Linked DNA regions of Mus musculus: regions 2, 3 and 4 are each linked to region 1. The links are chromatin loops, found by intact Hi-C in ENCODE. Cell type or tissue: heart. All regions are shown on one strand.

Evidence for each region. A loop is a pair of places that touch in the nucleus more often than their neighbours do. Peaks named below come from ENCODE experiments on the same cell type or tissue, not always from the same donor. Only the 100,000 strongest peaks of a DNase experiment are listed, where the experiment ranks them.
Region 2: a loop joins it to region 1, with 2.3 times the contacts of the local background. A loop is called at or near these places in 3 of 42 quality-filtered maps.
Region 3: a loop joins it to region 1, with 4 times the contacts of the local background. A loop is called at or near these places in 18 of 42 quality-filtered maps.
Region 4: a loop joins it to region 1, with 4 times the contacts of the local background. A loop is called at or near these places in 24 of 42 quality-filtered maps.

The regions. Positions count from the first base shown.
Region 1 is chr8:111,709,593-111,717,592 of GRCm38, reverse strand. Bcar1 (breast cancer anti-estrogen resistance 1) reads left to right here. Exons shown (of 7, transcript NM_009954.3): 3 at 1,817-1,978; 4 at 2,194-2,310; 5 at 3,157-4,254; 6 at 4,903-4,992; 7 at 6,199-7,119. The coding sequence ends at 6,711. Among named protein-coding and RNA genes, the nearest start is that of Ctrb1, 23 kb to the right of the region's middle. RefSeq lists an enhancer at 1-1,388. In heart, CTCF peaks have their summits at 1,914 (motif pointing left) and 4,814 (motif pointing left); DNase peaks (open chromatin) are centred at 452, 842, 4,762, 5,152 and 1 weaker place; H3K4me3 peaks cover 1,108 bases; H3K27ac peaks cover 2,601 bases.
Region 2 is chr8:111,760,880-111,768,879 of GRCm38, reverse strand. It overlaps Cfdp1 (craniofacial development protein 1), which reads left to right. Exons shown (of 7, transcript NM_011801.2): 7 at 93-2,198. The coding sequence ends at 183. Among named protein-coding and RNA genes, the nearest start is that of Gm39252, 10 kb to the right of the region's middle. In heart, a CTCF peak has its summit at 4,133 (motif pointing left); no DNase peak of the experiment used is centred here.
Region 3 is chr8:111,808,162-111,816,161 of GRCm38, reverse strand. All of the region lies in intron 5 of Cfdp1 (craniofacial development protein 1), which reads left to right. Among named protein-coding and RNA genes, the nearest start is that of Cfdp1, 42 kb to the left of the region's middle. In heart, a CTCF peak has its summit at 3,104 (motif pointing right); no DNase peak of the experiment used is centred here.
Region 4 is chr8:111,821,855-111,829,854 of GRCm38, reverse strand. All of the region lies in intron 5 of Cfdp1 (craniofacial development protein 1), which reads left to right. Among named protein-coding and RNA genes, the nearest start is that of Cfdp1, 28 kb to the left of the region's middle. In heart, CTCF peaks have their summits at 4,440 (motif pointing right) and 5,328 (motif pointing right); no DNase peak of the experiment used is centred here.

The sequences.
Region 1 (8,000 bases):
GAGCTGCTCTTCTTCCCTGCTTTCTCTGTTGAGCAGTAGCGAAGCCTTTGCTAACAGAAAATTCCTAACGGAAAAATGTTAGCTAGCCAACATAGCTGCTTACTGTCACCTGACTCGGGTGTAGGAATAGGAGCTCCCTTTGACGTTAGACTAACCACTGGGGGCTGAGGTGAGAGCCTCTGGCCTGGGCTTGCAGCTCTGACTACACAAGGCCCAGATGGCTGCTGGCAAGGCAGGGGTGCTCCTGGCTTGCCTCTGAGAGGTGCACTGTCTGCCCCTTTGGGGTTTGAATTCCCACCTAGGAAGCTTTGGGCCTAGAGAAGCCTCAGGCCTTGCCACAGGCTTCTCTAACCTGCCACGTCCCTCCAGCTCCAGTCTGCTCTGCCATGGGCAGGTTCCAACATCTAAAAATAACCCTGGAGGGGACTCAAGGCTGGGGCCTGAGCAGGGAGATGAGTCTGGAGAGGCAGCTGCAACTCCGCCCCCAGGCCCTGTTATTGGTGGCTAGGGACACCACACAGAGGAGACCCTGAAGCTGCTACAGTGGCGCATATACCAGCCTGCCAGGCTGTCTGCCAGGAGAGCCCAGAAAGAAGCCCAGCTGGCCTGAATGTCAACTGCCTAGCTCAAATGTGCTGCCTGGGAGGTTGTCAGGCCTGGGTCTGCTGAGTGCCCCTGTGCCGTGTGGGGGCTGGGAACGGGGAGATGGCACTCGTGTGCCTGCCGAAGCTTCAGTTGGCTCCTAGGATGTCAAGCCTGAAGGAGGCAGGGTGTGTGTGGAGGCCCTGAGTCAGCCCTGTCCCAGACATCCCCTTTGATTAGAAAACAAAAGGCCTTTCTGTGGAGAAGGCTGAGCAGGGAGCCCCGTGGGGGAGGTTACCCTGAGCCTGCCTGGAGAATCTTGTGGGGGGGAGGCTGCCTGGCCCATTTCCATCCCTACCAGGCTGAATGCTGCTGTCAGGGGACAGCATGGTCTGGGGTTAGTGTATGAGCATCCCAGAGTATACCTCCTGACCCTGCTTCTTCTCCATACAGAGCCCTAGCTTTGCCATGGATCCAAGGGTCAAGGCCCTGGGGAGGAAGCGGCTGGCTCTCTCTGACCAGTGATTCCCACTGAGGGCTTACCCTTTCAGGTGGGCAAGGCAGCCATGGGTGTGGGTACAGAGAGCATAGGGTTGTGGTTCCACTTAGAATCCCTTTGCCATGTAGCTGACCTTATATTCTAGCCCCGTGTGTCTTTTAGTCCCACCAAGTATGCTGTGAGCAAGGGAAGGCTGCTTGCTACAACTGCAGGCAGCATTCTTTGCCTCCAGAGTCTAGAGGTGATGGTGATTAGGTCATTCTCGTGCTGAGCAGAACTTTCTGGGGCAGGGCAGCTAACAGGTCATATGTACCAACAGGCATGACACAGGAGCCCTGACATGGGGTCCTGCTGTGCTCAGGACTCCAGTGCAGGCTGCCCCTTGCTTGCTGGCATTGCCTCTGGAGCCAGGTCTTTGTACCCTTCCTGTTCCATTTTGTCGACTGTGTGTAACCATACTTGCACCCTATTCTGTGGAATCTACTGGGTTGTCCAACCATAGAGACTTCCTGTTTCGTGGCCCAGAACCAGGGAGCTCTGAACAACACCTAGGGGTGTCATTATAATTTCACAAACCCTGCATTTCACTGCAGAAAAGGAGCTCCCAGGGAATGAGAAGCAGGGCCTCGACGCCCACCCTTGCAGAGCCGCCTGACCCACCTCTCCAGGGATCTCCTGAGGGCCTGTGGGTGGATCCTAGGGCCAGAGGGACAACGGCCGGCTGTTTGTTCCCAGGTGGTGGTTCCTACGCGAGTGGGACAGGGCTATGTGTATGAGGCCGCTCAGACGGAGCAGGATGAGTACGACACCCCACGCCACCTGCTGGCCCCAGGTCCCCAGGACATCTATGATGTGCCCCCTGTTCGAGGACTGCTTCCTAACCAGTATGGCCAGGAGGTAAGCATTGGGGATCAGAGGCATGGGAGAGGGTGGGGACTGGGCCTTGGCCTTGCTCTGGGAGCTGCATTTTCTCAGCCTAGCCAAGGCCTGCGTAGCACAGCAGCCACAGCCTAGGCCCCTAAGGTGGGTTTCTAGGTTTCTGGGACCCACTGTATCCACTAGACCAGGTGCCCCTGATAGTGTGTCACTGTGCCTTCTTTTGTGCCCTCCAGGTATATGACACGCCCCCTATGGCAGTCAAAGGCCCCAATGGCCGAGACCCATTGTTGGATGTGTATGACGTGCCCCCTAGTGTGGAGAAAGGCCTGCTCTCGTCCAGCCATCATTCGGTAAGGATCACTGATGCTGAGGGCAAGGCTGAGCGTGTGCACGGGGCTTGGGCTGCTGTCTGCAGACCCTGGCTCTGCCCTTACTTGCTCTAGGGACAGATGAATGCCCAGGCTGTAGAGATGGTTCCGTGGTCAAAGCACTGTTTGCTCTTCTTGAAGACCCAGGGTCAGTTCCCAGCATCCATACAGTGTCTGGCTATTCTCTGTAACTGCAGTCGCTGGTGATCCAGTGCTTCTTTTTGACCTCTTGTCACCAGGCATGTGTGTGGTGCATAGACATACACATACAATACATAAATTAAGTTTAAGAAGAAAGTTGCCCTTCTGCGCCTCAAACAATGGCCCATTGCCAGGCCTTATCGTTTTATATGCTCTGAGAGGAATGAGCAAAGAAACCACAAAATCTGTCTTCCAAACTAGGACACTTGGGATGTGAAAGGGACCAGTAGTCATGTAGAGTTGTCTTAAGAGCCGAGTGGGCTATAACACCACGCCCAGCTAAGTGCTAAGAACAGGAAGTCCGTCAGTTCCTGCGAGGCCAGGTGATGTGGTGAGAATGGCAGAGGCAGTGTTGGCAGTATGGTAGCAAGTCTCCCCTATGTGTCTGCAGGTAAGAGGTGGACACTACACCTAACACAAACAGCCCTCATACTGTGGGGGAGTTTCCCATCTTTTAGATGAACAGCCAGGCACAGAGAATGAATTAGTCATCTAGCCCAGAGCTAGGCTCTTGACATAGTCGTTGTAGCTACGACTCATGCTCGATGTGTGCACCAGCTGCGTCTCGCATTCGGTTCCATCGCTGGACAGATGGACAAAGGCCTTAACCAGTACTTGGTCCCCTAGGTGTATGATGTTCCTCCTTCTGTGAGCAAGGATGTGCCCGATGGCCCACTGCTGCGTGAGGAAACCTATGATGTACCTCCTGCCTTCGCCAAGCCCAAGCCCTTTGATCCCACCCGACACCCACTGATCCTTGCTGCGCCTCCTCCCGACTCCCCAGCAGCTGAGGATGTATATGATGTGCCCCCCCCTGCTCCCGACCTCTATGATGTGCCCCCTGGTTTGCGGCGGCCTGGCCCTGGAACACTGTATGACGTGCCTCGCGAGCGCGTGCTCCCTCCTGAGGTGGCTGATGGGAGTGTAGTTGACGATGGTGTGTATGCTGTGCCCCCACCAGCCGAGCGAGAGGCCCCAACGGATGGCAAGCGCCTGTCGGCCTCTAGCACGGGCAGCACGCGCAGCAGCCAATCGGCATCTTCCTTGGAGGTGGTGGTGCCAGGCCGGGAGCCCCTGGAACTGGAGGTTGCTGTGGAGTCCCTGGCTCGGCTGCAGCAAGGCGTGAGCACCACCGTAGCCCACCTTCTGGACCTGGTGGGCAGTGCCAGTGGGCCTGGGGGCTGGCGTGGTACCTCTGAGCCTCAGGAGCCTCCCGCACAGGACCTGAAAGCCGCAGTGGCGGCAGTTCACGGGGCAGTCCATGAGCTCCTGGAGTTCGCCCGCGGAGCTGTGAGCAATGCCACCCACACTTCTGACCGCACCTTGCATGCCAAGCTTAGCCGGCAACTACAGAAGATGGAGGATGTGTACCAGACACTGGTGGTCCACGGTCAGGTCCTTGACAGTGGCCGAGGAAGTCCAGGATTCACTCCGGAAGACCTGGACCGCCTGGTGGCCTGCTCTCGGGCTGTGCCCGAGGATGCCAAGCAGCTAGCTTCCTTTTTGCATGGCAATGCCTCGCTGCTTTTCAGACGGACCAAAGCCCCTGGCCCAGGGCCTGAGGGAAGCAGCTCCCTGCACCCAAACCCCACTGATAAAGCCAGTAGCATCCAGTCACGCCCTCTCCCCTCACCTCCAAAGTTCACCTCCCAGGACTCTCCAGACGGCCAGTATGAGAACAGTGAAGGGGGTTGGATGGAGGACTATGACTACGTCCATCTGCAGGTGGGTGTTCACCCTGCCCAGTGCCAAGAGCTCTTGATTCTGCTACTGTTGTTGCGAGGACCCTAATACCTCAATCCCCCTCTCATCCCACACACAGAGGTCTGTGGTCAGAGGGAATTCAGACTCCAGGAGTGGCCACTGGTGAACCCTAGTGCCCTCCCTGTATCTTGCCCCATTTTTGGACTGATAATCAACATGGCTATGTCCCTGAGGATTGAAATGCTAACCAGATGGCTCCAGAAGCCTTGGGGATGGGCTTCTGTGGTGGCCATAGATGTAACTCATTCTGGGTGTAGTCATTCCAAGGAGACAGACACTGGGGTCCAGGGGAGTAGACAAGGGGAATGGGGAGGTGGGTAAGAAGAGACAACTGCATCCCACCTGCGTATGTGGGCGAAGGGCAGAGGTTGGGTTTGATTTCAGGTACGGGAGCCATCCCAGGAGGGCCATGGCCTTGTGGAGTGAGTGCATCCTGTGCCAGGGAGCCCTCCTGGGCCAAGCTGCTCCCTTTAGAAGCCTCCTCTTCCTGGGACTGGTGCACCTGCACTGCCACCTGGTGGTTTTCCAGCCCTTGCACCCGTGGGACCTGCTAGTTAGTGCCTCTGTCCCAGAAGAGACTTCTCAGTCCAGGTCTTCTCTTTGCTTTAGGGGAAGGAGGAATTTGAGAAGACCCAGAAGGAGCTGCTAGAAAGGGGTAACATCATGCGGCAGGGAAAGGGCCAACTGGAGTTGCAGCAGGTGAGGCTTCCGCTCTTCATCTCTCACAGTGATACCCACCAGGGATAGAGCCCTGTTTGCCTTCTGTCCAGCCAGTCACCATCCAGCATCATGGCCATCGCTGGCTTCTGGCTAATTAAAGATGTCAGTCTCGCTGTGTTGCCTCATCTTGAACCTCCGGAGCTCAACACCTCCCACTGCACCCTCTTTGAGTGGCTGGGACCACGGCTGGGCACCACCCACTCAGTCTGATGCGGCTCTTTTTGAAGCTGTCAGCAGAGAGCTGAGGCCGTAGCAGTTGATTCATTACAGGCACAGCAGTAAAACACAGATGTAGTTAGTGTCAGTAACGTACCTCGTAGAGAGCACAGAGCACTGTAGGACTAAACACTGGCAGCCAGAGTCACAGACGCTGACTTCCCACTAGTCAGCTGCTCTTCACAAACTGTGCCTCCCTGTGCATGCTGGAGATGACACTTGTGAGCTGTCACACTCTCCGCCAATGTTGTTCTTAACTCCTTTTTATAGGCCACATAATGCCTATTGTTGAATGTTTACATTGCATCCAGTTCTCTTTACAAATAACAGTGCTGTGTTTAGCCACAGTTTTCTACATATTTTGAATCCTTTCTCAGGGTAAGAAAGTATTTCTGAAAAATACTAAAGAAGTTCAGTTTTGATTGTGAAGATAACAACACAAAGTCAATATGAAAACCTCTCTCCCTGCTCCTCGTCCAGGTGTAGAGAAGGAAGGCCAGGGGTGGCGGCCAGGGGTGGCTGACCCCTGAGCTGGGCGGCTCACTGGGGGGCTTGCGGTTGGTAGGTGCTTCCCAGATGTGATGGTGGAAGTAAATGAGTCCTGTGTGAACTGCTTGGGATGTGCGTGGCACATAGCAGGTGACAAGGAATGCATGTCAATTAAAATAAGCCAGGCACACACCTGTAATTCCAGCACTCAGGGCCAGCCAGGATATGTGGCAGAATTCTCCTCCCTAATCATAGTTGAAATAGCTGAACATGTGTAGCCATGGAGTGCCACGTTTGAAGCCGCTGGCAATGCTGCTGCTGGTGATGCTGTCTTTCCTGTGCACTCCCAGCATGTCCTCAAGTGGCGATGCTGCGGATACTGGTGCTCGCTCTACTTTGGTGGAGTACTCTGCAGTCATGAGTACAGATTTTTGCACGTGTCTGTCTGCCGAGAGCCTAACCTTGTCCTGCCTCCCACAGCTGAAACAGTTTGAGCGACTGGAGCAGGAGGTGTCTCGTCCAATAGACCACGACCTGGCCAACTGGACACCAGCCCAGCCCCTGGTGCCGGGCCGGACAGGGGGCCTGGGGCCTTCAGACCGACAGCTGCTGCTCTTCTACTTGGAGCAGTGCGAGGCCAACCTGACCACACTGACAGATGCAGTGGACGCCTTCTTCACTGCGGTGGCCACCAACCAACCACCCAAGATCTTTGTGGCACACAGCAAGTTTGTCATTCTCAGTGCCCACAAGCTTGTGTTCATTGGGGACACACTGTCACGGCAGGCAAAGGCAGCTGATGTCCGAAGCCAAGTGACCCACTACAGCAATCTGCTGTGTGACCTCCTGCGTGGCATTGTGGCCACCACCAAGGCTGCTGCCCTGCAGTACCCATCCCCTTCCGCTGCCCAGGACATGGTGGACAGGGTCAAGGAGCTAGGCCACAGCACTCAGCAGTTCCGCCGCGTCCTGGGCCAGCTAGCTGCTGCCTGAGAGCAGAGGACCAGGATGTGAGGCTGGGGATGGGCAGCGATGCTCTGAGCTACCCAGCATTCATTCCTCTTGAAAACGGAGCTCCTGCAGGTTTGGGGACAGGTAACCCCAGCTCTGCCTTGGGCCTGGTGCCCTCAACTGTCCAGGGATTTGTACATATTTATATCAAGGCAGGATGTGGGATGCCTCCTCGGAGAAGCTGAGGAGCCCAGTAGGAGTGTACCGTGGGCTGGGGATCACCAGGATTGGTGCACATGGGCCCCAAACCTCAGGGCTCCCTGTGACAGGCAAGTACAGTGTGGTGCACACCTCTGCACCAAGAAAAACCCTAAAGAACTATTTTTCACTATTGATTTTTCCAATCATTTGACTAATAGTCTACATTTAATAAAATTTTAAAAATGCAAAGGAGCCTACAGAAATGCTTGAGACTGCCTCTAGGTGGGAAGGTGGATGTCTTTGACCCAACAAAGTGACTAGACGTGGTGAAGAGTTATGAACAGTAAAGTTTCTTCCCAGAATGTGGGTCCCTTCAGAACAAAATCAAGGCCCAAGGGACTGTGGGGAAGGCAGGGAGCTGGTCTGGCCAGGCAGTGTCCTTTGTGCCTGGGAGCATGTTATAGATTCAGGGCCTGAGACCCAGAGCAGCGAGATACCTTCTGGGTCTCCTGTACCCCAAGGAGAAAGTTTACAAGCCAAGGTACTGCACAAAACAACCTCACCTTCCAGTCTTTATCAGACTTAGCTGGGACACCCAAAGAGTCTTCCCTAGGTTAAACAAGCTGGTTTGAGACCTACAACAGTGTGCTGGGAGTTGTGGCAGCCTCTGGCCCAGAGGGAAGGCCAGAGTATATGGTTGGCATCCTGGTGGTCTCAGCTTAAACCACTGTGCATAGGAATGTGGGCCTCAGATTCATTACCCTATGTGAAGGAGGAGCTGGGCCTGCGAGATCTGCCACCGAGGAGCCCCATGGAGGGTGCCCAGTCTCCTACCCCATAGCTGCTGGAGAGCAGAATGGAAGGCACGAGCCGGGCAGTGGTGGTGCACACCTTTGATCCCAGCATTTGGGAAGCAGAGGCAGGCGGATTTCTGAGTTCAAGACCAGCCTGGTCCACAGAATGAGTTCCAGGACAGCCAGGGCTACACAGAGAAACCCTGTCTCGAAAAAAAGGCTGGGGGAGGCACAAGTATTTAAGTCTCTGGGTGCCTCAGCAGGGGAAGGGTGTGTAGGATTTGGTAGTGTTTGTACAGTTGCTTGGTTTTACTCATTAACTCAGGTCTAGGTTCA
Region 2 (8,000 bases), 51 kb before region 1:
GTTTGCCCAAACCTGACTTACCCTGGGGTTGGAGCCATGCCGGGAGGCCTCTCCTGCCAGGTTGTACTAACACTGTTTTTGTCTTTATCCAGGTACATTGAGCGGAAAGCTTTTCTGGATCGAGTGGACCACAGGCAGTTTGAAATTGAGCGAGATCTCAGGCTGAGCAAAATGAAACCTTGACATTCTGGGAAGGATTCCTAGCAGCTGAATCCTATTGACAATGTGAGCTCCTCTGAGTGTCTGTGAAATACTTCCAGTGTTCCTCATCATGTTTCCAGCAAGTCCCTTTTTCTACGTTGCAGTTTGTTTAATGTATGTTAATTTCACCTGGCTTCATTCATTTTCCTTTTTAAAATTTGTCTTTTAAATAAACAAACAGAACCCTCTGTGAGGTTGGTGAGAGTAAGGGTGCCGTGCTCCTTCCCTGTGCTCTGCCTCTAAGGCTGAAGGCCAGCAGGCCCAGCCACCACATCTCAGACCTGTCTGTGATGGTCACAAGCCTCTTTAAAGTCAGCCTTTCCTGGAGACTCCTCGGGGGCTTCCTGGGGTGGCAGCTAACACTGAGTCTCTGGGCATTTGTTCTCAATGCATTCAGCTCCTCTCTTGTGTGAGATTCGTAAGGTGGGGACATTGGGATAAATTAACGCTAAGTGGCTTTTTGTCTTTTCCTATTCCCCTTTCTCCTTAAAAAAACAGTCTACTTCAGATATATTTTCTACCTCAGTAGTTCTTCAGGTTTTGGTCAAGGGACATTCTTTCCAGTAATGCTGCACACACCTAGAATCCCAGTGCAAATGGAAGACTGGCAAAGAACTGCTACAAATCTGAGGGCAGCCTGGGCTACATAGCTCCAGACCAGCCTGGGCTGGAGACTGAGAAATGGGGATGGGGAGTATATAAAGACCTCATGTTCTTTCTGCTCCTTAGGAGACTTCCCCACTCAGACTTCCTGCCTAGGAAGCGTTGAACACATTAAAGTCCATCGCTTGTTCCAAGAGCATGGGGACTGGGGAAAGTGGGCTTCAAAGACAGCATTCTGTTTCCTGCTCAGACCCAGCTCTGTGGCCTTACCACAGCTTTGTTTTCTGGCCTGTGGATGGCGTGAGTCACATCAGTCTTTCAGAGGGCTGAAGTGAGCTGATGCCAGCCTAAGGCCAAAGAACACTAGGTCACAGTGGGCTTCCTATCTAGGCCTTGGGTGTGGGGGCAGTATTTGTAGCAACCAAAACTGAATTGGTGACACCAGATGGCTAGCATCTCATTACCCAAAAAGGAAGTTTACAAGCTACATTTGAACTCCTGGTCTGTTCACATCCATCTGCAAAGGACAGTACAGGGGACACAGAGCATACCAAGCTGGCATTGCGGCAGATGGTCTCTTCTGAGACTTGGATGATGAAGGAGGTCCTTTAACCAGAACCAGCCAGAACCCCATTGGGATAGGACCTCCATGCCTGTAAGACAGGGGCCCACTTGTGTTCTGCCTGGCATGTCACCTGCTGCACTGGCCTGATGCTTCTCATGCTGTGTTGTGGTTGTGTGTACCCCAGCATCCCATCTCTGCAACCATGGCATCAATAGCTCAAGAGCCAACTCTGCCTGTATATGTAGATGCTCTTCGACCCTTAGGATAAAGGGCCATGCACTCATGGTAACTTGGGTTTTCCTCTCAGCAAAGGCCTAAGAGATTAAGAAGTCAGTGGATCAGTGAGACTTGTCTATGAGTGTCAGCCCTGCCAGCCCTCAAATAGTCTTTTCCATTGGTGGCCTGTTTTCAGTGTTCGTCACCTCTCTAGAAAAGGCTGTCTCTTTCTCCTGGGTGTGTCTATTCCCAGCTGGGCATATGTAACCCAGGTGATACTGGTTGGACTGACACTCAGGTACATGCACAAATCCAAATGCATATACCAATGTGTGTTAGCATCAGTAAGACGTAAAGTGGCCCCACAGTAGACCTGGGTCATCACACCGCTCTGGCTGCAGGGGAGGCTGCAAACGTGTGCATGTAGTGTTTCCCTCTCCTACACTGACAGTCTTTTCTAAAGCTGTCCCAGGAGAGTCAGGAGTTTGGAGATGAAAGCAGGTGGCCGTGTTTGGTGGTGGCTGAGCCTGGGAGAGGAGTGTGCACAGCCTTCTGTTCTTCGAAACGTGGATATGGACTTCAATTTTTCATAATAAAACATTTTCTAAAGTTGTCCAAGAGACACAGAATTGTTTTCTGTATAAGGAAGGGTTTTGAAGTGCTTCAGGCTGAGCCAAAACAGGGTGAGCAGGCTCCCAGCACACAGCCCTCTCTCAGGCCTGCAGGAGCACAGGAGAGGGGCTGTCTGTTGGGGGGACAGAGAAACGGCCAGCAAGACAGACAGACTGCCTGAAGTGGATGTGGTTATCCCCTAAACAAGTGACTCTTTCTCATAGGCATAAGCCACAGAGGCGCTAGGAATCTTTTCGGCCCTGCCTGGCCACACACTGGGCTGAGTATGAAGACTGCAGAATGGAGGCGGAGAACTACACAGGCGGGCACCTACAGGGACCCCTGAGGCAGATGTGGGCCACTTTAAGCTTTTTCTCTTGGTCAGTATGTACTCCCGTGCGAGCACATCAGAGTTCTTAGTGGGAATTGCTTTCTCAGCCACATTGTTAGCTGCCCTGCCTCACTTTCAAAAGACTAAGCCACCTTGGCCAATACCTGGCCTTCCTCTGTGGACCCTTGGTTCTGACCCCAGAACCTCTCTTCCCCACCAAAACCAAAAAAAAAAAAAAACAAAACAAAACAAAACAAAAAACCCAAACCTCTTTTCTGACAATTTGTTCAAACAGTGGCAGAACTTGGTTTGCATAGGAGGTGGTGCCCTTTATTCAGGAATTAGGAATTGTTAAGGAAATGCTTGTGGGGATGCATAAAGAATGAGTCCTATTTGTGGATGGTTTGGCGCCCTTTGTGGGTCTAATGGTCCAGTGCTCTCCTGGGCCCTCACCATGCTGCCGCCACCCCACCCCATCCGTTGGCTATGAGGTTTAAGAGCACTCACTGTTCAGCTGCTCTCCTGGAGCAGACTCTTGGGACCTGAATTCTCTGACCCTGCCCTGGCCTATCAGTCCTTTGTCTTCTCTCTGTCCCCGGTGGGTGTGTCAGAATTCCAAAGTATCTGGTACCTTCTATCTAATGGGAGGGGGTGGGCAGAGTGCCCTAAAGTAGTTTGAGGTCAAGTAATAAAACAAGCCTCTTTCTGTACCCTACTCACCTATTTCTTGGGGAACTTGGTGCTCTAATTAACAATTCTGCATAGGGCCTCTAGGGCCTTACAGAGACACATTAAGAAGTAACCTTGAGTGTGATATACACAGCTAAGGCAAAAGAAAGACATTGAGGCCCTGGCCAGCACTTAGCCAGGCCAGGCCTGTCGAGCATGAGAGCTGGGCCATGCGGCCAGTGAGCCAGATGGCCAGTACCACAGCAGGACCAGGACATCTTTGGAGAGACGTGGAACCAGGGTGCTTCCTCCGGACACAGTTGGGACTGGGAAGACGACTGAGATGACAGGCTCTCCAGATACTATGCTGTCTTGTGGTCCGTGAGGCAAACCGAATGTGTGTAGCTCGATCGCTGTGCTGTCTGTCAAGGGCAGGACACAGTAGAATACTCTAGCATGGGGGCTGGAGAGATGGCTCAGCAGTTAAGAACACTGACTGCTCTTCCAGAGGTCCTGAGTTCAATTCCCAGCAACCACATGGTGGTTCACAACCACCTGTAATGGGATCTGATGCCCTCTACTGTTGTGTCTGAAGACAGCTACAGTGTGCTTACATAAAGTAAATCTTTAAAAATAAAAAAGAGGGCTGGTGAGATGGCTCAGTGGGTAAGAGCACCCGACTGCTCTTCCAAAGGTCCGGAGTTCAAATCCCAGCAACCACATGGTGACTCACAACCATCCATAACGAGATCTGACTCCCTCTTCTGGAGTGTCTGAAGACAGCTACAGTGTACTAACATATAATAAATAAATCTAAAAAATAAATAAAAAAGAAGGGCTGGCGAAATGGCTCAGTGGTTAAGAGTGCCGACTGTTCTTCCGAAGGTCCTGAGTTCAAATCCCAGCAACCACATGGTGGCTCACAACCACCTGTAATGAGGTCTGCCGCCCTCTTCTGGTGTGTGAGAAGACAGCTACAGTGTACTAACATATAATAAATAAATAAATCTTTAAAAAAATTATAAGAAAGAAAAGCAGGCGTGGTGGTGCACACCTTTAATCCCAGCACTTGGGAGGCAGAGGCAGGCGGATTTCTGTGTTTGAGGCCAGCCTGGCCTACAAAGTGAGTTCCAGGACAGCCAGGGCCCCACAGAGAAACCCTGTCTCAGGGAAAAAAAAAAAAAAAAAACATTTTGGAGTATAGTATTGTGCCTTTTGGCAAGTTCCTCATAAGAGCTAGAAGTACTTAGGTGTACTGATAAGACATAGCTCATAGTTTGCAGCACACAGAGCTGGACAGGCAAGAGTGATTTGAAAATGATGCGCCAGCAGACCAGAAGGACCCAGTGTCATCAACAAACCATTGATGGTACCTTACTGTACCATCTCAGTCACCTGCTCCAACACACATGCACACACACATATTTATTTGCACATGACCTCTTAGCGATGCCTCATTTTCCACAGGAGGAAATTTGCCTGAAGTCACCAGGAAACTGACCAGGGCGCATATCCATCACATGGCTTCCCAGCACACTGAACAGCCTCTCAGTTCATACAGCTCCTGCAGCCATGTTGTTTGTGGGTGCTGGGGAATTCCTACTGGGAAAGGACTAGTGTCACAGGGCCAAGGAAGCTCTGAATATAGGCATGTCTGGGGTGAAGGGGACTGGCAGCTGACACTGCAACGGCAAGACTGTAGGAGTCACTTCCCTGAGGCCGCCCCAGCCGGGCCAGCATCTGAGACTGCTAAGGAGGTGTGTTGCTGTGATTCCTGAGTCTTGCCTGGGCTAACTGGTAGCCAGGTTTGCTCTCATTCCAACTCCACTATGCTAAGGGTAGGAGCTTCCGGATGTTGCCTGGCTCTCAGGAGTCAGGAGGGTGAGACTGGGACGCTAAGGAGAGTATCTTAGTGCCACTGCATCCTGCTTTAGAGTCCTCCGATTCAAAAACTTGTCAGGCATGAGTACTGACTCTGCCCACCTTATATGTTGTATTGAGTGAGACCCTCCCTCCAGGAACTGAGTTCCTGCAGTTAATGTACCTGGCCCCTCCTAAGAAGGCCAAGATTAAGGAAGAACACTTGAGCAATGCCTAAGTCTTGAGCAGAACTGCCTTTGATATGTGACTCTTTTTTTTTTTTCCCCTCGAGACAGGGTTTCTCTGTGTAGCCCTGGCTGTCCTGGAACTCACTCTGTAGACCAGGCTGGCCTCGAACTCAGAAATCCGCCTGCCTCTGCCTCCCTCTGCCTCCCGAGTGCTGGGATTAAAGGCGTGCACCACCACCACCAGGTGATATGTGACTCTTTTGGGTTCCTTTTTTTTGTTTGTTTGTTTTTTAAAGATTTATTTATTTATTATATGTAAGTACACTGTAGCTGTCTTCAGACACTCCAGAAGAGGGCACCAGATCTCGTTACGGTTGGGTGTGAGCCACCATGTGGTTGCTGGGAATTGAACTCAGGACCTTTGGAAGAGCAGTCAGTGCTCTTACCCGCTGAGCCATCTCTCCAGCCCTCTTTTGGGTTTCTAATCCCAGACAAGCACCAGCACTGGCGCGAGAAGCCAGAATTACTGATAATCATAAAAACCTGGAGATTGTGAGCTTTCTTCTCTACCTTCAGGGTCTGCCACTAAACCTGTGAAACTAAAGTAGACTAGATTTAAAGGAGGGCAAAGGAGGAAGTACGTTCAAGTTCTAGATGCTATAGTTACATGAATATGGAAGTCCTCACAAGAAATGTGCAAGATGCCCCGGTGTGTAAAGGCATTTACCAGCAAACCTGATGACCTGAGTTCGATCCCCAGGAGTCCACATGATAGAAGGAGAGAACTGATTTCTACGAGTTGTTTACCGACAAGACACATCCACGCATGTTATATGACACATGCATCATGCACAAATACAAATAAATGGGGAAAAAATGCCTTAAAATGTGACTTCCCAAGAAAGTGCTTAAGTACTGAATTGGAGCAAAATTAAATTATGACCGTGTGTCAAGGCAGAGGGGCCTGGGCTAGGTAGAGTTGGGTGGAGAGTGATGGAGGGTTAAGGGTTTGTCCAGACTTGGTCTATACTGATGATTAAAAACGGCTGCTTCTCATATAGGAAGGATACATTTCACAGAGACTCTCATCTCCTGCTTTTAGGAAAAAGGACAGAATTGGGTGTGGAGGCATATGCCTGTGATCTTAGCACTCAGGAAACTGAAAAGAGAGCTGGAGACAGGGGGAAAGAGGACGGGAGAGAGTTCAGGTACCTCGACTGAAAGTAGAAATGCACCACAGTGAGTGTCTTTAAATTTTCTTTTCTAAACTCTGCTACCCAGGCCTCAGCCAAAGGATGTGCTGTGGTGAAAGAAGCAATGACCAGTGATTCAGTAGAGTGAGGGGGCCTCATGTATGTACCTCAGTACACAGGACACAGGGGCCTTGCACAGAGCAGGAAAGAAGAGACCTAAGGAGGTCCCAGTGATGATGGTTGAAAACACACGTGTTCATGTTCATCATTGTGAGGATGTCACATAACAAGGAACTTTGATCCCCATTATCAAATAGTTTTCTGTTCTGTTAATTTCACCTCTTTTTTTTTTTTTTTTTTCTTTAGTTTTTCGAGACAGGGTTTCTCTGTGTAGCCCTGGCTGTCCTGGAACTCACTTTGTAGACCAGGCTGGCCTCAAACTCAGAAATCCCCCTACCTCTGCCTCTCGAGTGCTAGGATTAAAGGCATGCGCCACCACTGCCTGGCATAAAAGTTAAAAAAAAAAAAAAAGTTATATAGCTAGGAGCCAGTCAGTGGCTGTGCACACCTTTCACCTTTAATCCTAGCACACCCAGGAGGCAGAGACAGACAGATCTCTAAGTCTGGGGCCATTGCGGTTGACAGTGCAGTATTCCAGGACAGCCAGGGCTACATAGAGAAACCCTTGTCTTGAAAAAACAAAAGCACACAAAAAAGGTAGCTAGATGTAGTGGCAGTATTGAGAAGGCAGAGGCAGGTGGCTCTCCCTGAGTTTGAGGCCAGTCTGGTCTACATGGCAAGTTCCAGGACAGCCAGGGGCTATATAGAGAAACCACGTCTTTAAAACCTAAAAGAACACGCGCGCGCACACGCACTCACACTTTAGAAGGCAGATTTGAGGGGCTAAGGAGATGGCTTATCTGCCCTTGCTGCTGATCAGAAGCCCCAGATCCAAATCCCAGCACCCACATACAGGCTAACAATTGTCTGTAACTCTAATGGATCTTATGCAGGCACCAGCCATGCATGTGGTACACAGGCATAGCGTGCAGATAAAACACTCATACACATAAAATTAAAATAAATTTTTAAAATTTCAGAAGCAGACCTGAGGGGCTAGGGAGACAGCTCAATGGGTAACCAAAAGGACCTGAATTTGGATCCCAGCACTAACATAAAAGCCAGGTAAGACAGCTCATATCTGGATCTGAAGTATGACAGACAGACAGGGAGGGAGGGAGGGCCAGGCAGTTTCTGGAGCCCAGTGGCTAGGCTGTTTTTAAGTTGGCAAGTTCAGTGAGGCTGTCTCCAAAACTAAGGTGGGAAGAAACTGGGGAAGAAGATGTTACATGTCAGCCTCTAGCCTCCCTACAACGTGAGTGCACACTAGAGCACGCAAGCACACACTAGAGCACGTGAGTGCACACTAGAGCGCGAGAGCGCACACGCACGCGCACACAGGCAGGTTTAGGGCTGGCTGAGGATGCTGCAGAGACTGGGCCAGTCCAAGTGCCCCTTCCCAGAACAGCTGTGTTAGAATGTGTGCTAGTCAGTGGTGTGAA
Region 3 (8,000 bases), 99 kb before region 1:
CTGGCTGGAGATTGTGTTCTTTCTAACATGTGTTCTGATTCTGGTTGGATCCAGTAGGTAATTGAGCATTACTTCCTTAGAGAACTTATCTGTGTATTTGAAGCCAGCTGACTAGTCTACTGAGGTTGATCAGCAACCGTCGTGTAAGCACGGATGTGTTCCCAGCCCTCAGTGTAAGACAGCCATGTGCACACACACACACAAGTGGTGCTGCCACTGGAGTGGTGAGTCTTACTCACTAGGTTCTTAGTCCTTGTCGCTCTCTAGACTGAAGTCTCGGAGCTGTTGTTGTGGGCCTCTTGGATTTTACAGTAGAGGGAAGAGTATGGTGTTGCTGCTTCCTTTGGAAGAAGAAGGGAGAGTGTAACTTTTGTGCTTTGGACTGGATAGACTTGGCTGGTTCAACTTCGCTTGATTTCTTAGATGAAAAGATGAAATCATAACTCCTAGCATCCTAGAACTGTTGTGAGAGTAAAATGAGATAGAGTATCTTAATACACATTTTGGTCCAGAAGAGCTCAATAGAAAGTACTTTTCTGGACCAGCAAGATGGCTCAGTGGATAAAGGGGTTTGCTGCCAAGCCTGACAACCTGAGTTCCATCCCCAGGAATCACATGGGAGAAGGAGGGTAACTGACTCCTGCCAGTTGTCTTCTACATATTGCTGTGGTACGCACAGACGCACTCATGTGCATGCACATACATACACACAAATAAATGTAACTTTAGTTTTTTTTAAACTGTAAAGAATTATTTTTGTAGTTGGGCGTGGTTGTACACCTATAGCCCCAGCACTCAGGAGGTAGAAGTAGCAAGGTCAAGAGTTCAGGGTCACTCTAGACAACATAATAGCCTCTAGCCTGGGCTAAAGCAGGGGGCGGGAGCTGACTCAGTGGGTCGGGTCAGGGCACTTGTTCCTTAAGGCTGAGGACCTGAATCTGAACCCCCAGCATCCATATAAAAGCGGATGCCATGTAACCTAGCATTGGCAGGCAGAGACACACAGACCCTGGAAGGAAGCCTACCTGAAGTTGTGAGCTTCAGGTTCAGGGAAACCATGTTCTAAGGAGATAAGGGGGTGTGGGGGTGGGAGCTACCAGCACACACATCATATACCACATATACACATTTTTAAAAAAGATTTATTTTTATTTTATGTATATGAATGCTCTGTATGTACACCTGTGTGCCAAAAGAGGACATCCATCAGACCCCCTTATAGATGGTTGTGAGCCACCATGTGGTTGCTGGGAACTGAACTCAAGTGGAAGAGCAGCCACTGTTCTTAACTGCTGAGCCATCTCTCCAGCCCCATACATGTTAATTTTAAGAAAGAATTTTTCCCCCAGTTTCCTGTTTTCCTAGTTAACATTAGATCACAAAACTGGGAGTAGAGTTAGCATGTCTGTGGGATTTACATTAAAACCCATGTGCTTAGTGTTTCCAGCCTCTTCCTACTGGATTGGCCTTGTTGTACTTAGAGAACACTGAAACACTCTAAGGACCCCGCACTGCCTTTCCTTCTCTGTTCATTTGTAGCCGTGTTCGAGTTACTTTACTGGTCCTCCATTAGCTAGCGTTCCTATTGTCTGAGAGGGCAGTCCAAACAGGTTACTGTGGTCACAGTCACTTCTCTCTGTACTCTCCCGTCATAGAAATACATTTGACCTTGCTGTTCAAGCACATAAGCTACTGCTTTATGGCATAAGCTCTTTTTGAGATTAGAGTAACTCTACACATTGAAAACCTGAGTACTTAAGATAGTGTGCGAAGCAACACGGCAGCCTCCGCCTTACAACTTGTGTTTACGGCCAAATAATGCACAGCACTGTGTAGCTACTGGTAAAAGTGGTTTCCTTCACAGCACCTGTTAAAAAACCCTCATAAACACTACCGAAACGAGGCAGTAGGCACTAGTGTTTAGCAGCATTAAAAATGAACAAATGGCCTGGCTTGATGGCGCATGCCTTTAATCCCAGCACTGCGGAGGCAGAGGCAGAGGCAGGCTGATCTCTGAGTTGATGCTAGCCTGGTCTACAAAGTGAGTTCTAAGACAGCCAGGGCTATACAGAGAAACCGAGTCTCAAAACCAAAACTGAAACAAAGAACCCAAACCCAACCGACCTGTTGTAACTTCCGGTCTGTTTCAGTGTGTGATGCGACGTGTGCACGTGCACCTATGGAACTCACAACAACTCTCAGAAGTCACTTCTCCTTCCACCTTCACACGGGGCCATACTCAGGTTGCCAGGCTTACATGGCATCTTGTAATGAGCCATCTTGCCACCTTTCTTGGATGGTTTGTTTTTGTTTAAGGCAGAGTCTCACTATGTAGATCATGCTGTTCTCAAGCTCACAGAGATCCACCTGGGTCTGCCCCCCCAGTGCTGGAGTTAAAGTACTGCCCCACCATGCTCACCGTTTGTGTTTTGACACAAAGTCTCTTGTAGCTCAAGTTAGCCTAGGGCTGCTGATCTTCCTGCCTCTACCCTGAAGTGCTGTGATTACAGGCAGGTGAGGCCTCTTGGCTTAGCATACATGTTGTCAGTGCTTAGGGGCTAGGGAGATGGCTCGGCAAGCATAAGGACTGGAGTTGGGGGTTCACAGGAAGGAAGGCCTGGTACAGTGGCATGCTTTTATAATCCCAGCTCGTCTGGACTGGAGAACCCGTGAAGAACTGTGCCTCAAAACAAGGCAGGAAGATAAGGACAGATACCTGAAGTTGTCCCCTGACCTGTATATACAGGCACTTGCACTCCACACACACTCCACACACACTGTGAATGAATGAATGAATGTGTGTATGCACACATAAGTGCTTAGGTTAGTGTTCTCAAACTGTTCTTAGGTCTCCTTTGTATTCAGATTCAGATTGTTAAGGGCACCTATTAGGACATTTACTGTATTAAGTTAAAATGGGAAAATTTAAAGGATTATTTTGTAATAAAATGGTAAACTCATCCCTTGTTAATGTGGCTAGTATAATTTCGTGTATATTTTGTAAAGCAGAAAGGACTCTAGTATAAAATGTGGAATTTTATATTTTTAAAATCTCCTTAGTATCTGCTTGCATAGAGGATGGCTCATTCACAGCTACCTAGCATTTCCACTAGATGTCAGAGTTATAATATATGCTCTGTGAAAAATGCCAGCATAGCTTGTAAGAGGAAAAGGGAAATATTGTCTAATTGTTGTCACAAAAAGGATTTTAACCTTTTCAACTCCCTGGAAAGATGTGAGGTCTCTGTAGGTCCCTGCAACACTGAGAACTGTAGTAGGTTTAGTGATAGCTCTTGGAGGCCTCATTGAAGGCAAAGGGTCCTTTGCTGGTTCAGAGGCAACAGAGAGTAGAGTGCAGACTCCATTTCAAATACCTTTTGAATATTTTGCTTTGTGTATTAATGGCCATTTTAGGGTTAATTATTAAATAAAAGCTTTATCTTCTGGCAAACAGGTGCTTTAAGTGATAGAGTGATGCTTGTGGGCGTGGTGCTTTGTTGATTTGTTTGATGTTTTGTTTTGTTTTGTTTCGTTTTGTGAGACAGCATCTCTCTCTTTAGCCCAAGCCAACCAGTAACTCACTGTGTAGTTCGGGCTAGTCTCAAATGTGAGGAAGTCCTCCTGCCTCAGCCTGATAAATGCTGAAATTACAACATTGCATCATCAGGCTGGGCTGCAGCCCTTTGTGTGGGTCACAATGCTCCCAGCCTTTGTTCTTCTTTCTGCATAGGTCCCAGATGAGCATTCAGGTTAACTGTGGAAAGTGGCTTCTCGGCTCACTTAAGGTGTGATGTCTTCTGTTCTAAAGATTGTGTGGTCACTTGGTGGGGGTGGCACAGCGCATTGAAGTGGTTTTTCCTAGATGAACACAGTGAACATCTTCCTCCCCCCGCCCCACACTTCCCTCCCTCTCTTCCTTCTCCAGTCTTTAGCTTTGTCAGAGCTGTTATGCAGAACATTTTACCAAGCACTGTATGCCTGGGTACAGGGGGCCTGGTGCTCTGTCTTCTTGTGATTCTTGAGTATTGTAGCTGACATGCCACTGGATTGCTGAAGTCGAGTGGCTGGATTTCAGAGCCAACAGTTTGCACATAAACTGTAAGACTGTTCATTGCCTCAAGACCCACGGCTGCCATAGTAACAGAATCTCAGCTGGACCTTTTGCTGCAGCCTTTGAGGTCCATTGAGAAGGCTCCTGCCCTTGCCTCTGCTTCCATGTAGTATCTTTGTTTAAAAGAAGAATTAGTTAGCACTTATCTATAAAACAGCCCTGTGGGATAGAAGGTTTGCTGTCAGAAGGAAGTGGGATTTGTGTCTAATGACTCAGGCTCACAATCCCAGCGTTCTGGAAGCCCCTCAGTGGAGAATTGACCTGAGTTTGAGGGCAGCCTGGGACACAATAAGACCTTGCTTAAAACAAACAAACAAACAAACAAACATCAACAACAACAAAATACACTCACACAAAAGTATAAAGGTCCCCAGCAAACAACTGTTTCCTAGTAAGTGACTCTTTTCCTTTTGACAGAACAGCACTGTAGCTTCTGCTACCCAACTTTAAGCTCCGGGCACACTGCACTACAGCCACAGCCCCGGAGCCACCCCAGATGAAACACACACACACACACACACACACACACACACACATTTTTAATATGCTTTTTAGCTCAATGGCTGGGCACTTCTAAGCCTGGTGTCCTTACCTCCAGTGCCAGCTCAACACCTCTGAATCTGCCCTCAGCTTAGTTGCCTGGTTACCTTCTCCTTGCTCAGCACCCTAAATCTGCCCTCAGCTTAGTTTGTGTTTCTAATTTCCTGTCTGCTACCCCAGGCCCAGGCGAGAAAGCAGCCAATGGCCACTCCACCTGAGATCTCTCATGGCTGGTGGCTCTCTCTCTCTCTGAAGCAGGGCAAATCCATTCTCCTCCTGCATCTTCTAGTCTTCTATCTAGCCTGCCTGTGGGAACCTGAAAGCCCCTCCTCTTCTGCCTAGTCATTGGTCATTAGCATCTTTATTGATGGATCAAGAACCAATTAAGGAACAGGACCTTCAGTTTCACACCCAGACTCCCTGCTCAAAGCATCAGAGCCACACCCTACCCAGCACCAATACAGGTTTGCTTGTGAGGGAAGAAATGAAGAGCTACAGGTAGTCTTATGGATGGTACTCAGAGTTGTGCTGTGGGCGAAGACTGGCTTTTCTTGTGCTGCACATTTTCTTGAACCAAATGAGCATATTTTCTAAAGCAAAACCATACCTACTTTAACAGTGCCTTTCCCCCATACTGGGATTGAATCCAGGCCTTACTTAGACTAGGCAAGCATGCTACTTCTCAGCTATACCCACAGCTCTTATTTTAGAGTACAGTCTCACAACACTGAGCCCAGGCTGAGCTCACACTCAGATCAGTATGCCATGCAGCACTATACATGGCCCAACCATATCTTTACTTGTTAACTTACTTCCAAATATATATTAATATCAAAGTAATATTACTTAATATAAAAACAAGTCAGCTGGGTGGTTGGGATGGCACACACTTGTAATCGTAACACGCAGGAGGGTGAGGCAAGAGGGTCATACATTTTAGGCCAGCCCAGTCTAATTCCATGAGATCCTGTCTCTAAAACGTTATGCTGTTGATGCAGTTACTAACTACTGGATAAAATTCTACAAGCACAACCCATTCTTAAGAAAAAGTTAGTTTGAGTTTGGAGTGATGGAATGTCAGTTAAGAACACTGGCTGCGGGCTGGTGAGATGGCTCATTGGGTAAGAGCACCCGACTGCTCTTCCAAAGGTCTGAAGTTCAAATCCCAGCAACCACATGGTGGCTCACAACCATCTGTAACAAGATCTGACGCCCTCTTCTGGAGTGTCTGAAGACAGCTACAGTGTACTTACATATAATAAATAAATAAATCTTTAAAAAAAAAAAAAAAAAAAAAAAAGAACACTGGCTGCTCATCCAGAGGACACAATTTCAATTTCCAGAGCCCATATGACAACAGATACCTGTCTGAAACTCTCAGTTCAAGGTTCTTTGTATATCTTCTTTAAAATGACTTCTTTGAGCTGGGTGTAGGTGGCACACACACATTTAATCCCACCACTTGAGAGGCAAAGGCAAGTGGATCTCTGTGAGTCTGAGGCTGGCCTGGTCTACAGAGTGAGTTCTAGGGCTACACAAAGGAATCTTTCTTGAAAAGATGACCTCCTCTCAGAAAACATCTACTATTTGATTTAATAAGAGGTGTGGGAATGATCAGGGGCTGCAGCTCAGTGATGGAGTACTTGCCTAACTCACAAAACCCTGAGTTGAGTGACCCAGCACACCAAAGTGGAGCATGGGCTGGCGGGGTTGGTGGGAAGAGAGGTAGGTTAACCACAAAATAAGTATTTTAATATTTTTGATGATATTTGCTGTTTTTTGAGACAGGGTCTCAATGTAGCCCAGGTTCACTTCAGATTCACTGTGGTGGTCTGCTTGTTTGTTTGTTTGTTTTCTTAGATAGTCTTGCCATATCTCCTGAACTAATCTGCTGTGTGCTGGGATTAAAGGCACCACCACTGCCTGGCTGTTTTTTTAAAGACAGGCTTTTATATTGTTCTCTTGGCTGTCCTGGAATTAGCTCTGTAGACTAGGCTCATGAAGATCCACCTGCCTTTGCCCCCAGAGGGCTGGGATTAAAGGTGTTACACCACCACACAGGGCTCCAGCCAATGCTCTTCCCCACTGAGCCATTTCTCTGGTCCTGCAAAACATAATTTTTAATGGTCCTGACTGTCTAGATTTGCTGGCTGTTAACCCTTGTAGGAGAATCTGGCAGAAGGTGAGTGCTAGAGGTTAGTCTTGGTATAGTGATGACAGCTTACAGGTTATAACTCCGCTGATACTGCAGGAAGGACTGGTTGAGTGGTTTTCAAAATGGCCATTTTGTCCTTCCTGTCTCCCCCTCCCTCTCCTCCCCTGGGTCTTTTTGCAGAGCTTGGTGCTAATGCACTGACTAGAATCTAACACTTAATCAACAGCATAGTTGTTTCCACAGAGCTTTGCTATTTTAGAACCGCGGGTGTGAATTATTCCCTGTTAATAGAACCTGGCTTCCCCTGCTAATGTGTGAGAAGCTAATGTGCACATTGCTCTAAATCAGCAGTTCTGATCTTTTTGTTCTTCTGGCCTCTTTCCACTCTTCAGAATTACTGAGCAGGCTTTATATATCTTATTTGTATTATTTTTAATTATGTATATGTCTGTGGGTGTGTGCAGGTGTGCATGGAGGAACCGCCCAGGTAATGGAACTAAACTCAGGTCATTTGGCAAAGCTGTATGCTCTCTTGACCATTGAACCCTCTCTCAGCCCTTGGCTGAGTTTTAATCTGTTGTTTATTGTAAATAAAATTAGACTTGAGAGAAAATTTAAATATTTGATAACTTTTCCTGTTTGTTCATTTTGCTTCTATGCTCAGCTTGCAGTTCATTTTTAATAATAATAATAAGTCTGTTGCATGTTAACATGATATATTTTTATTAGAAAAAAAACAGCACTGTTGTACACCTCTTTAATGTCTGGCTTACTATGGCATAGCTGGCCTCACATCTGTGTGAGCATGTGATCTGCCCTGACAGATTGCTCTCTGCAGCCAGGTAGTTGAGAAAGGAGCATTTTAGCGGGTTGGATGATGTTGGCAGGTTGGATGATGTTAGCGGGTTGGATGATGTTGGCGGGTTGGATGATGTTGGCGGGTTGGATGATGTTGGCGGGTTGGATGATGATGTTGGCTGTCCTGTGCTGCTCTTCTGATGCTGGCCGACATCACTGGATAGCTTCAGTAAGTAACATTGATTATTATACAGCCAATTTCCTCAGAAAACTGAAGTGCTGGGAGGCTGTCCAGCACACAGTCTTATGTACAAAGTTTTCAGAATGCTAAAGCTCACAGTTTGCCATTGGCAACCAGTGCTATCAGTCATTCTTGAAGTGACAGACTTAGTTCAT
Region 4 (8,000 bases), 110 kb before region 1:
CTGAATAATGGTGTTAAAGTGGTGTACATTGTAAGTGAGGGTACACTTACCTAGCAGAATTGATGACAACGGTATATTCAAGTCATTTATTTATGTGAGAAATGGTTCCAGGGAGACCCAGAGAGTGGGGTGAAAGGAAGAGAGGCCTCTCTCAGATACTGCTAACTAACTGCCTTTTTTGTTACATATCAGTGGTATTGATTGTCCTGAAGACTGGCTAAGCAGACTCTTTCTAAACAAATCTGGGCTGACTGGATATCATCAGCATAGGACAGTCTCTTTAAATTGAAGAGGATTCCTCCCAAACCTGAGCTGTACAGTCCTGGCATAGCCAAGGGTCAACATGGAGGCTCTGCTGACAAAAGGGCTGAGAAGGGTGACTACAGGAGGAGGGAGCCATCCTCAGGCTGCACGGAAGAGCTCCTGGGGTAGAGGGCAGCTGGGGAAAGGTGCTGTCACTGGCAGCTATTCTAGTGACTTTCTTACACAGGGGGAAAATGAGCTCTGACTGTGAAAGCTATAGTGGAATATACTAGAGTATAGAATATCTAAGTGTCTGAGTAAAAGCGCAGGAGTATGGGACATTTAAAATCTCAAGTGGCCCTTCAGGGCAGTCTGCTTGTTTTTCTGACCTGTGTCAGAAAACTGCTTGGAATGCCAAAGGAAGTCATCTGCTTTGGTGATTGAAAGTAGACGGTTTTTATCCTTGAAAACTTGAGAATCTGCAACAGATCCCACATGTATGGAAGGTCTTTTCGAGGGAAGAATTTTCAGGAGTCATCTAATATATAAGAGAAAAGTAATACAGTAAAATGTTTGCTTCCCCCAACCCCTTTGGGAATGGCTTCAGTTTATAGAAACTGTTTTCCTTTTCTCTAAACAGATTTCAGCAACACAGGAAAACCAGAGCAGACGAGTAAAACATCCTGTCGCACGTCCTTCAGTAACAAATATGGACAGATGCAGGGTGCAATGTTTGTAACTGAAAATGCATTTCCTCTGCATGTTTAAAATAGCCTGCTGCTTAGGCTATAAAAAGCCAGCGTTTGTGTGTCAGGAATGGAGCAAACCCTCTTTTAATTAGAGGACAGTATCAGGCTGTTACATTTGGTAGCGCAGTGCACAATGCTTACTGTGTCTAAATTCCTGTGGCTTCATCATCTAAGCCTCTTGATCTCTCTCTTCCTCTGCGCACTGAATTCTGCATCTAGCTTACACCAGCTGGCTGGGCTTCAACCCCACACTTGCTCTTTTCTTCCACTCTAACATGCGTTACTTACCCCGTTAGTCTCATTGGAACTCACAGTCCTTGCGAAAAGCACTGAGTTGTTTTTCCCATGTGGTTTTATCTTGTCTTGCCTCTTGGACATAGAAAAAAAGGCTTTATTGTTGAATCTCAAACAACCTCCTGGTGGTATCAGATTAGGCAGTGTTTGTCCCAAAAACAAAAGATTTGTCATAGATCCGTATGAAGATTTAAGTCTCAAATTGGATAATGGACTGGATAATGGACTGCAATCCTAGTATCTAGAAGTGAAGGCAGTAGGATCTGTGAGTTCAAGGCCAGCCTTGACTACATGGTGAGTCTATGGTCCATCTGGACTACATAAGATTTTTTCACTGAGCCTGGCAGTGGTGGCGCATGCCTTTAATCCCAGCACTTGGGAGGCAGAGGCAGGGGATTTCTGAATTCAAGGCCAGCCTGGTCTACAAAGTGAGCTCCAGGATGGCCAGGCCTACACAGAGAAACCCTGTCTCGAAAAAAAAAGAAAAAAACAGTGTTTTGTTTTGTTTTGTTTTGTTTTTCACTGAAAACCAGCAGTAAATAACACTTGATCCAGTGGTTTGTCAGTTGTCGTTGTCTCTGACTCTCCCAGGAACCTCACATTTGTAGATAGTTTTCTTTCTAAACAGCTAATGTGATCTTTCCCAGAGCCCTCAGAAGTTGGTAATTATGAACTTAGCTTATTTTTAGCTTTTAAATAAGCATAATTATTGAGTTTTGATAAAGAGCAGTGACCACTTCTCTCAAAGTAATAGAAATCAAACAGCCACAATATTGGGAGGAAATGTTTCTGGAATTTGACTGTCTTAGTTTTTTAGGCTTGGTTTTTGTTTTACTTTTGGATATGTTCATATTTTTCTCTCCCATGACATGTTTACAGTTGAATGTATATTAAAAGCCTGCATACACTCTAGAGCTGAGTCCCTTGAGTGGTTCAGTTCAAGAAGCAAGACTTCCAGCAGGGTCCCAACAGAACTGTCTAGGATATCATGAATGAAAGTTTATTGGTACTTACTAACAATAGAGGAAAATAGATACTTTAGCAAACATGACCTCTGATATGAGAGATCAGAAAGTGATTTTTTGTAAGAAAGCAATGCATTGTTTGTTTAGAAGTGTGTACTTGGAATGTTTGTTTGTTTGTTTGTTTGTTTTAATTGCAGAATCTTACTATATAGCTAGGCTGACCTCAAGCCTGTGATCTTTGCCTCAACCTTTGAGTGCTGGGTTACAGGTGTGTGTTACCAAACCTGGCCCAAAACAAAACAAAAACAACTAAAAGCTTTAATGAGACTAAGTGTGACACTATGTAATTTATCAATTTGAATTTTACCACTTATTAGTTTGTGGCATACACACAGGATATATCCATCGTAATGGGCAGCTACAACACTAGACCTGTTACCAGTTACTCTGTCTTTCCAAACCCACTCATGGACTTTCTGGTCCAGGTTTGTTTATTTTAACGTTTCATGAATGGAATCCCAATATTTCCTTTTGTTCTTTTTAGAAGATGTATTTATATAATTTATATGTATGAGTGTTGGCCCACATGTATGTCTGCCCGTGTGTGTATCTGTGGGAGCTAGACTGTTAGAGTCCTCAGAACTGGGTCTATGTGGTGATGAGCTGTCATGTGGGTACTCAGAACAGACCCTCGGGGTTCTGCAAGAGCAGCAAGTCAAGCCCGGTGGCGGCGGCGACAAACCTTAATCCCAGCACTCAGGCAGAGGCAGGTTCGAGGCCAGCCTGGTCTAAGAGCAAGTTCCAGGATGGCCAGGACTGCACAGAGAATCCCTGTCTCGAAAAATCAAACAAAAGGCAGCTCATCCTCTTAACCACTGAGGCTCCTCCCAGGCCCTGTCTGGCTCCACTGACTTCTTAACATAACATCTTCAAGGTTTATTTATGCTTCAGCATCTCTCTATAATTTACTCTTTTTTTAAATCTCCTTTGTAGACTAATGTAATTGTAAGATTGTACTCCAAGCCGGGCAGTGGTGGCGCACGCCTTTAATCTCAGCGCTTGGGAAGCAGAGGCAGGTGGATTTCTTCGTTCAAGGCCAGCCTGGTCTACAGAGTAAGTTCCAGGACAGCCAGGGCTACACAGAGAAACCCTGTCTCAAAAAACCAAAAAAAAAAAAAGAAAAGAAAGAAAAGAAAGAAAGGAAGGAAGGAAGGAAGGAAGGAAGGAAGGAAGGAAGGAAGGAAGGAAGAAAGAAAGAAAGAAAGAAAGAAAAGATTATACTCCATTTTGTTTATGTGGGTGCTAATTAATGGACTTTGGGTGGTTTTTATTTTTGGCTATTGAAAATGTTTTGTGGACATTTATGTACAAACTTTTTTGTTATTGGGTGTTTTCATTCCTCCAGGGTATATCCCTACAAGACTTTGTAGATTAGCAGTAGCTAGAACAAGCTCTATTTTTCTAAAAATTTTAATCTGTGTTTATTGGTGTTTTGCCTGTATGTGTTTTTGTGTATCATGTGCCTGGTGCCCACAGAAGCCAGAAAATGTTACGATTCCTTAGAGAGTGGAGTTAAAGAGATGGTTTTGAGCCACCATGTAGGTTCTAGGAACTGAACCTGTGTCCCCTGCAAAAGCAGTCAATGCTTTTAACCACTGAGCCATCTCCAGCCTCCTTTCATACTTTTAAAGTGTTCTTTAAAAAAAAAAAAAAAAAGGACCTCTAGCTGGGTGTGGCTACTGAAGTCTTTAATCCCAGAGTTTGGAAGCCAGAGGCAAGAAGATAGATTGCTGCAGGTTTGATGCTGGCTTGATCCACACAACTAATTCTAGGCAAGCCAGGGATGTTAGCAAACCCTGACTTAACAAAATAACACAAGAACAAAAGAACTGTGTGTGAAGTCTTCACAAAGTAAAATTAGAGAGCCGGAGAGGTGTGTCTGTACTGTAGACCATGTTTGTTGTGTTCTTAGGTCTGAGCTGTGCTGCACTTCTCAGGGTGTGAAAACACTGCAGTGCTTTCAACAAGCCTTTTTGCATGAGTAGAGCAGGCGTGGAAAGTTACTGCGCGTGCAGAATTCACCCAGCTTAAGGGTGGGAATGGTTTGTGAAGAGAGCACTGTGATCATCTAGAGAGGACTAAAGTCTGCTGGTTAGTGACAGCAGTGAGCGCTGAGCATGCACTAGAGGGCAGAAGTCACCCTGGGAAAGCAAGCACTCAGGCACACCAAGCCGTTCTAAGACTGGACGGTGCTATTTATTTTTGTCTGCCTAATTAGTCTTTGATAAGAGATTTCTTTGTTTTGTTTTCTTTAATATATCTAGATATATTAAATTACAGTTTGGTTTATTTTCAGCTCTGCTTTGGAAAATTATTTTTCCCTCTCATTTCTGTAACACACAGTTTTATTTGTGGAGATTTTTTGTTAATTACAGATAGACATGCTAACATGGCACAGCCGTGAAGGTGCTTGTTGTCAAGCCTCATGAGAGAAGTGTCCCTCACGAGTCGTCCAGTGGCCTCCACACACAGAGTGTGGTACTCATGATCGTCTCCCTCTGCCCCAACAGAAAAAAATAAATATAAAAAAATTAAAGAGAGAAATTGTGCGCCGCCTCAGGGACTGCGTTATTAATACTGATCCTTTGCAAATACTCTGCTGCTCATCCCCGCGTGTTTGTGTGGAAGTTGCTGTACTCATCTGTTCTAATGTCAGGGAAGCACACCGTTCACTTGGAGCAGACAGTCTGTGTCTATGTTCTCACCAAAGTTCTGGTCAAAGAATCTTGGTACTATTTTGTGGATGGTTATGAGCATATAGCAAGACTCACATTTATTAAATTTGTAATTTCTTGTGGATTTTTCTTACAGGAGAGGCTGAGCAGTTGTGTTCTAATTATTTTGGTTGAGGATGAAAACGAGGCTGACCTGCATTCGTTATATCCAGTTACATGGTCCGGGGCTCTTGCCAAAACCCCACTACTCAAGCAAAGCTATTGTAAATGCAAGATGAAACAATTAAAAAAAATGTTTTTAAATGTATTTAATATGAATGCTCAGCTGCATATACACCTGGAGGCCAGAAGAGGGCATCAGACTCCCTTATAGATGGTTGTGAGCCACCATATGGTTGCTGGGAATTGAACTCATGACTTCTGGAAGAGCAGCCACTGCTCTTAACCTGTGAGCCATCTCTCCAGCCGGAAATAATTTAAAACTTTGAAAACAGATGATATAGAAAAGCCTACAGAAGCTGGGCGTGGTGGTGCACGCCTTTAATCCCAGCATTCGGGAGGCAGAGGCAGGTGGATTTCTGAGTTTGAGGCCAGCCTGGTCTACAAAGTGAGGTCCAGGACAGCCAGGGCTATACAGAGAAACCCTGTCTCGGAAAAAAAAAAAAAAGTTTGAGGAAAGCCTCTTTTACTATGGTTAATTTAAGTGTCAGGTGGGTCCCTTACTCCCTTCTCTTCATAAGGCGAGCCCTGATGTTATACCAAAAGCCCCCCAACCCCCAATTAAAACTTGTACTGAGGACGAGTGAGGTGGCTGAGTGGCTGAGCAGGTAGCTGTGCTTGCCATGCCAGCCTGACCACCTAATCCTCAGTGGAAGGGAGAACCGCCTCCATCCACAAAGCTCCCTGGCCTCCTACTGTGCACTGCAGCGCTACTCACCTGCACACACCTACACACACACACACACACACACACACACACACACACACACACGAATAAGTAAGAACTGTAGAAGAAAGGCATCCTTAAACTGGGTAATGGTGGCGCACCCCTTTAATCCCAGCACTCAGGAGGCAGAGGCAGGTGGATTTCTGAGTTGGAGGCCAGCCTGGTCTACAGAGTGAGTTCCAGGACAGCCAGGGCTACACAGAGAAAACCTGCCTCAAAAACCAAAAGCCTCTTTCCATTCCAGCAGTTCCCCCGCACATCCCTTCCCTGTGTACACTGTGCTCTTGCTCATGCGGGCCCAAACCTCAGAGTTCTTCATCCTCTCTGCCCCACTTTGCACCCAGTCCAATAAGTTCTTTTAATTTTGTCATTTTAAAAATCATTTTATTTATTTACATTCCAGATATTGCCCCCCTTCCCAGTCCCCCTCCCACTGTTCTTCATCCCATTCCCCATCCTCTTTGCCTCTGAGAAGGTGCCTCCCTCAGCCCCAGGCACCCCCCTTCCCTGGGGCCTCAAGTCTCTACATGATTAGGTACATCTTCTCCAATTGAGGCCAGACCAGGCAGTCCTCCGATATATATGTGTTGGGGCCCTTGGACCAGCCCATGTATGCTCTTTGGTTGGTGGGTTAGTCTCTGGGAGCTCCCAGGGATCCAGGTTAGTTGATACTGTTGCCATATATATCCCTATAGGGTTGCCATCCTCTTCAGTGCTTTCAATCCTTCTCCTAACTCTTCCATAGGGGTCCCCGACCTCAGTCCAATGGTTGGCTGTATCTGCATCTGTCTCAGTCAGCTGCTGGTAGGGCCTTCTCAGAGGACAGCCATGTTAGGCTCTGATCTGCAAGCACAACATAGCATCAGTAACAGTGTCAGGCTTTGATGCCCTCCTCCCCCACAAGGAGATGGATCCCAATTTGTCCCAGTCACTAGACAGCCTTTCCTTTGCTTTCTGCTCCATTTTTGTCCCTGCGTTTCTTTTAGTCAGGAACAATTCTGGGTCAGAAATTTTGACAGTGGGTTAGTAGCTCCGTCTTTCCACTTGGGCCCTGTCTAGTGGAGGTAGTCTCTTCAGGTTCCCTCTCCCCACTGTTGGGGATTCGGCTAAGGTCACCTCCATTGAGCCCTGGGAGTCTCTCACATCCCAGGTCTCCCCACCTCACCCCCAGAAGCTGCATATTCCAGTCATTCTCCTGGCCCTCTGGCCTTCTCTCCTGTTTCCACCCCCATCCCTTTCCACTCCCCCTCTCCATCCCCACCCAGGCTCTCTCTAAGTGAGACCGAAGCATCCTCATCTGGGCTTTCTTCCTCCTCGAACGTCTTACGGTCTGTGGATTGTACCGTGGGTATTCTGTACTTTTTGGCTAATAGCCACTGCTCAGTGAGTATGTACCATACATGTCCTTTTGGGTCTGGGTTAGCTCACTCAAGATGATACATTATCTTTCAGCTTGGGTGTAGATTTTGTTTTGTTCCTTAAATCTGAGATTTTAGAACTTTTATCTGGCTAGAAAAATTCTCTGGCATTCTGACTATTGCATCTTTTGTGTTCTGTCTCCTGGAATTCCTGTTAGGCAAGCAGGTTTCCTTTCTGTCTGTGAATCGGTTAACTTCTCTTTGACGTCCCGCTCATTCTTTCTGAACTGCTTTTTGCTTGTTTCCTGTGTCTTCACTGTTTCTTCAACACAATCTAAACTTAATTTCAGTAACTGAGTTTTCCATATTTTAGAAATCCCTGTTTAGTCTTCACATTTGCTTTTTCATGGGATCGTAATCTGTTTGTTTTTGTTCAAGACAGGGTCTCTTTGTGTAACCTTGGTTGTCGTGGAATTCGCTCCGTAGACCAGGCTGGCCTCAAACTCAGAGATCCACCTGCCTCTGCCTCCCGAGTGCTGGGATTAAATGAAGGCATCTGCCACCATTCCCAGATAGGATCTTACTCTTAAAGTCTTGCTTTCTGTGTGCCACCATTTTAAGTATATTTCCTTTGTGACCTCTAGCTGAGGGATCTGTATTAGAAGGTAGTTTTGGGTTATGCTGCTATTCTGATTTCTCTTTTATGATGG